Linked DNA regions of Homo sapiens: region 2 is linked to region 1. The links are chromatin loops, found by intact Hi-C in ENCODE. Cell type or tissue: dorsolateral prefrontal cortex. All regions are shown on one strand. Each heading gives the region's core, and the rest is flanking DNA. Links, peaks and the distances in the headings are about the cores only. Region 1 holds the start of LINC01792 (long intergenic non-protein coding RNA 1792). Region 2 overlaps AOX1 (aldehyde oxidase 1).

Evidence for each region. A loop is a pair of places that touch in the nucleus more often than their neighbours do. Peaks named below come from ENCODE experiments on the same cell type or tissue, not always from the same donor. Only the 100,000 strongest peaks of a DNase experiment are listed, where the experiment ranks them.
Region 2: a loop joins it to region 1, with 20 times the contacts of the local background. A loop is called at or near these places in 2 of 110 quality-filtered maps.

What each region holds. Positions count from the first base shown.
Region 1 is chr2:200,734,475-200,737,394 of GRCh38, reverse strand. It overlaps LINC01792 (long intergenic non-protein coding RNA 1792), which reads left to right and starts at 2,218. Exons shown (of 3, transcript NR_037886.1): 1 at 2,218-2,358. It also overlaps the pseudogene AOX3P-AOX2P and the pseudogene AOX3P. In dorsolateral prefrontal cortex, for the core only: a CTCF peak has its summit at 1,501 (motif pointing right); a DNase peak (open chromatin) is centred at 2,144; H3K4me3 peaks cover 1,178 bases; H3K27ac peaks cover 1,741 bases.
Region 2 is chr2:200,614,756-200,617,675 of GRCh38, reverse strand. It overlaps AOX1 (aldehyde oxidase 1), which reads right to left. Exons shown (of 35, transcript NM_001159.4): 16 at 1,613-1,705. Among named protein-coding and RNA genes, the nearest start is that of AOX1, 30 kb to the right of the region's middle. In dorsolateral prefrontal cortex, for the core only: no CTCF peak of the experiment used is centred there; a DNase peak (open chromatin) is centred at 1,295; H3K27ac peaks cover 635 bases.

The sequences.
Region 1 (2,920 bases), core at 295-2,794:
TAATGCTATTTGCTAACTGGCAAGGAAATAATTCAAAATTTCAACCAACTTTGGAGCCATAAGTTGTGAGTATTGGCAGGATATTAGCATGAGCTTCAGGGTTTTTCTTCAGTAAGGATGAAAGGGTTCAAATCAGTCTTAAAAAGTGAAGTAGTCACCCAAACCCCCAGGAGATGAGTTAGGCAGCCTTTTAAAATTAATCCTTCACACCCGGGGTTTGCAGAATGAAACACTAACGTAGAGTGACTTGACATTACTAGCTGGGCTGGTTCTAATTGCAGTTAGTCTGTTTTTATCAGGTTGGGCTTTGATTTATCTCTTGTTGACTAATCTTTGAGAATATTTCACCCTCCTACATAGCTGTATTTTATCAATATTAAGAATGTACTTGGCATGACACCTCCCCCACCTTGCCAGCATACTCATGCAACACCCCGCTGCCTCAGTAATCTCAGCTAATTTAGTTGATAAGGGAACCATGAGCTGCTCCTTGTTATCCTTATGCTAAACAAATCTAAACTATCCCTCCCCGCTGGAATGTCTCAGCCTGGAGTTCTCACCCTGTTTCTGTTTTAGCGTCTCCTAAAATGTACTCTGTAACAGGGGATCTAATTTCATCCCAGACCCATCAGTGATGGTCTGTTGCTTCCTTATCACAGGTTTCAGTGGAGCCTGTTTTTTAACTTCTGGAAGGTCCTGGCCTGCCTTATCGTTGCAGGAGTACTAGGAAAATCAAGCTTTTTTTTTTTTTTTTTTTTTTTTCAGTCATACAATTCCTTCTCCCTAAGGAGAAGACCCAGAGCCTTATTAGTGGAGGAGAAACCAGAAACAAAAAAACATAATTATTATTAAGGTCAGAAGCATCACATAGACCAGCATCACCACCTCTTATTTGACACAGAGGGAAAAGGGCAGTTCAACCCCAGTGGGGATTGAAGTATCCCTGTCTGCTCTATTGCCTGAATCCTCATAAGAGTTCAAACACAGTTTGAAGCCAAATAACTCCATTTCCATTGCACACATCACCATGTCACCTCATGCTAGGCACGACACACCTTCTGCCAGGCTATACTGAGAACATTCTACTTAATGTGGTTCTATTCATATTTTATTCCATCTCTGGTCACAAAATCTAGGTTTCTTCCAATGCAAGTGAAAAGAACTTCAACTTTGATTCTCAGAAAGGGCATTTCAGTGGAACTCTATGCTTTTCAGAGTTCATGGGTCTATGAGGTAAACATGCAATGACTTTCTGGAGCACTCACTATACTAAAGATTTTGAGAAAACAAATGTATACTGAGCCAAACATGTAGGTCATATGATTGAGCATGCAAACCTTAAACAAATGTTTAAGTCAAAATTACAGCTGTGCAAAAATGTATTTCCTGGGTGTGCTGGTGGGGAACACATCTGGCTCCAGTACATCCCACCCCTGCCAGTGTCCTTCACTCATCTGGGACTTAGGAAAAGTTCGAGAATCGTGGAAACTTTCCTGCAAGCCACTAGAGGGTACTCATGCTTTAATTTTAAGAGCCCTAAAGGAAGGCGCATTGTTTGTTTTAGCTCTGCTTTGCAGAGACCAAACTGAGCAGTTAACTCACATAGCTAATTGGACAGGCTGTGGGGTGGACCTGAGGGGTAGAATGGCAGTAACAAAAAGAGTGTTGGCCAGGCGCAGTGGCTCACGCCTGTAATCCCAGCACTTTGGGAGGCTGAGGCGGGTGGATCACGAGGTCAAGAGATCGAGACCATCCTGGCCAACATGGTGAAACCCTGTCTCTACTAAAAATACAAAAATTAGCTGGGCGTGGTGGCGCACACCTGTAGTCCCAGCTACTCGGGAGGCTGACGCAGGAGAATTGCTTGAATCTGGGAGGTGGAGGTTGCAGTGAGCTGAGATTGCACCACTGCACTCCAGCCTGGCGACAGAGCGAGAGTCTGTCTCAAAAAATAATAATAATAATAAAAAATAAACAGAAAGTTTAATGAGGAACAATATATTTACATAGTTTCAAAGTATCTCCCCACAGAATATTTATTAACTACAGAAGGAGAAAAACCACCTCACTGTGGAGAGTCCTGGTAGACACCATCTTAACCAAGTGGGACATGTTGAAGTCATGTGTCACCTGGCAGGATGCCATGAGGGGAACACAGAGTCACTTTTGTAATATTCTGACAAAGACTCATAACATCGATCTAACCACGACAAAACAATAGACAAACTCAAAATGGGAGACATTGGACAAGATAACTGGCCAAACTCTTCCGAAGTGTCAAAGTCATGATGTCAAAGAGAGAGGGGAGACCTGATTCCTGCTCCAGGACACCTCAGAGACAGGACAACTAAATGAAAAGTGAGATTCTGTATTGAATATTTTTGCTATAAAATACTTGATTGGGACAACTGGCGAATCTTGAATGGAGTCTGATAATTAGATAGTAGTTGTGAACTGCTGTTAATTTCTGGATTCTGATGGGTATATTGTATAGTGTGTAGGACTAAACTCTTAAGTGTTCAGGGGTTTGGGGCATTAGGTCAGCAATTTACTCTCAAATGATTCAGGGTAAAAAAAATTCTTTGTACTGTACATGCAAATTTTCTGTAAACTTGTCATTGTTTCAAAAGCTAAAAATGAGTTAAAATTTTTGTGATCAATTCTGGTAAAGAGAAGATTAAGAACTGGCTAAATAATGTTCTTCAGGTATGACAAGTGTTGTTATAAGGAAGGTCTTTTTCATCTGCTGAGAAACTTAATAGATTCATGTTAGACATACGTATTTAATTCAATTTCACTTATTTCCTAAACAAGCCTTACATGAGTCTATTTATAGAAAGCATTCATATTAAATACAAATACAATAGTCAAATCATTAAAATAAGTGTAAAAGATGAGAGTCAAGAAATGAGATGAAATG
Region 2 (2,920 bases), core at 156-2,655, 120 kb after region 1:
TCTGTAATGGGTCTGGGAGTTAACTGACATAACACATTTCACTGTAACAAACAAAACACTTCATCACATTGAAAAAAAGTCTTTTGAAACCATGTTGTGTGAGGCCTGCCAAAAAACTGAGGAAAAATTCCAAAAAATGTCTTTGTCCTACCGTCAAAGATATCATACATTTTTTTTTTTTTTTTTTTTTTTTTGCAGTTAGTTGTGATAAATCTACTGGTGAAAGAAGCTGTCCTCAATTACCTGCTTCTGCTTAGTATTTGGCTAAAGATACTATGGAAGGAAGAATGCTGTCTCCTCAAACTGGTGATCTTTTGAAGCTGTGTCAAAATATTTTCAAAGCAAATGAACTGATTTAGGGGAAAAATGCTCTTCGTGAGTGCTGACGTTGCTCTAGCAATGTGGATGTTTGTATGTGTGTGTGAAAAACCACGGGCAAAACAAAAACAAAACTCATCTATGTGGCAGACATATTGCATCTAAAACTTTGTTTTGCAATCAATGATAAACTCTCATTCAAGATCATGCACTATGTGAAGATTTTCCTTTTTCTTTGGATGATTTCAATATCCATTAATTTGTTGTTGTTTCTTTCTGAAGTTTATTCCATTGTCTAAGAAATATTAGGGTATTTATAAGCCAAAGGGTTCAACTATCATATTTGAAAAGAACACCGGGGAGATGGCAGCTGTTTTTAACTTTCAAAACAATCATTTTCAATGGAGTTTGGTGCATTTTAATTTTTAAACATATTGAACCTAAAACCTCAAGGAATACACACCAACGTCAATGTTCATTACGACATACTATAAGCTTTCACAACCAAATCCAACAATAGTTTCAGTGAACAAATGCTTTAAAAAGCCTTTTCATGTTCTTGACTTACTAAAACTCTCGAGGTCAAGTTTCCTGATAATAATTTCAAGGAAAAACCCACCAAACTGTATCCACTTTACCAACAGGGTGACTTCAGGCATATTTTTATGATGTGGCAGAAAATTCCATTTGAGAGTTAGGAATCCTGTTTTCTAATAGCCTTCATTACGAGAGCACAAAAAGCTCTTAGTACTTACGTTTGATTCAACTCTAAAATGTAACTCACAGAAAAATCACTAGAAGAATAGAGACTAAGGGAGTAAAATATCTTAACATTCAAGCTAAACAAATCAGCAGTTCTTTTTAAAAGCATTATTGAATTTTCATCAACCTCTAGGGGCTGTGTCTTTTCCTCTGAAAATGAAAGCAAAGCAGCCCATGGCCTTGCCGCAGAGCGTGGCTTTATTGGACTCTGATGCCTGCAGTGCCCAGGGCAGAAAACACGTGACAAGGTGGCCATCTCATGCGTGTCTGTGGTACAAGGCCACAGTGCAAAGCACGTAACCTTTAAGACCCAAATCAACATTCTTCTTTAATATTACCACTGCTAGATTTGTCTTTAATCAAATTCTTCATTGATTTTGGAATTTTAGTTACCCATAAAGAGGCTGTGAGTTTACCAGAAGTGGAGCTTGGACTTACAGAGCTTGAGTTTCACGGAGAGACAGTGGGAATGTCCAGGTCAAATCACTATAGCCCAGATTGTGAATTTTTAAAAACAAGAAATACCGCTCACCTGGTACTTTAATGTACTGCAGTGATGTTTGGAATGAAGATCTTCTAAAGCACTTTCATACTTGTCTGCAAGGCTAGGATAGTGAACTGGATCCTGAAAAGTAGAACCATTGCAGATATTTTAAATAGTTTGAATGCACCAGAATGATTTTGGAAGTGAGGCTAGCATGAGTCTTAGCAAGCATCTCTACTCTGAAGTCTCACGTATATTAAGCACTCACCCTATTCAGAACCCCAGAAATACAAGCAGCTCCCTGACTCAAGGACATATACTCTGAAAGGTGCATACATATTTCCTCATATTATGAATAGCCAGATGAATACGGTAGGTAACTGGCTTCCACCAGCTCTATGTTTCTTATGATTCTCTCATATACTCTCCTAAATGATATGAGGACTTACAAACTGATCCAACAAGAAGATAGAAGCTAAGTAAATAAAATAGAAAGGAAGAAAATACTTAAGCCAGGAAAACATCAGAGTCAAAGTACACCATTGCAAATAAGCATAAAGGTTCCATGTTGCCTGCCAGCTGTGTAGAAAGGGGGACACAGGCTGCATCCCTGTCGCTGCCCTACAGGGGAAGGATTCTGGTCCCCAGCAAGAACATTCCTCAGGACTGAGGGAAGTGAGTCATTTGGTTCTTTACACAAGACTGAACATTGCACAGCCTAGAGCTGGATGGGGGGAAAGGCTTTCAACAATACACATGGTGGTTATTTTTTCTAATTTACATAATTTTAATAGAAAATAAAACCAGCTAGGTGTCATGGCTCATGCCTGTAATTCCAGCATTTTGGGAAGCCAAGGCAGCAGGATTGCTTGAGTCCAGGAGTTCAAGACCAGCTTGAGCAACATGGTAAGACTCTGTCTCTCCAAAAAAATAAAGAAATTAGCTGGGCATGGTGGTGCATGCCTGTGGTCTCAGCTATTTGGGAGGCTGAGGTGGGAGAATTGCTTGAGTCCAGGAAGTTGAGGCTGCACTGAGCTATGATATCACACCACTGTATTCCAGCATGGGTGACAGAGACCCTGTCTCAAAAAAAAAAATTAAATAAAACCAACAAAAGCTATTATTTTTAAAGAGAGGAGGGGTATAAGACTACAAGGCAAAAGTTTTAAATTACATCGCTTGAGTCACCCAGAAATTATATTAGTTTGCTACTAATTGGAGGAGTCTATAATTGGTTACCTGGTGACAATATGTCACTTATCTATGATTTCAAATTTTCATTCTTAATAATGTGATACTACCCTTCTGGTTCCTAGTTGCTCCCACCTACACTGAGAAGATACCCTCAAAAGCAAG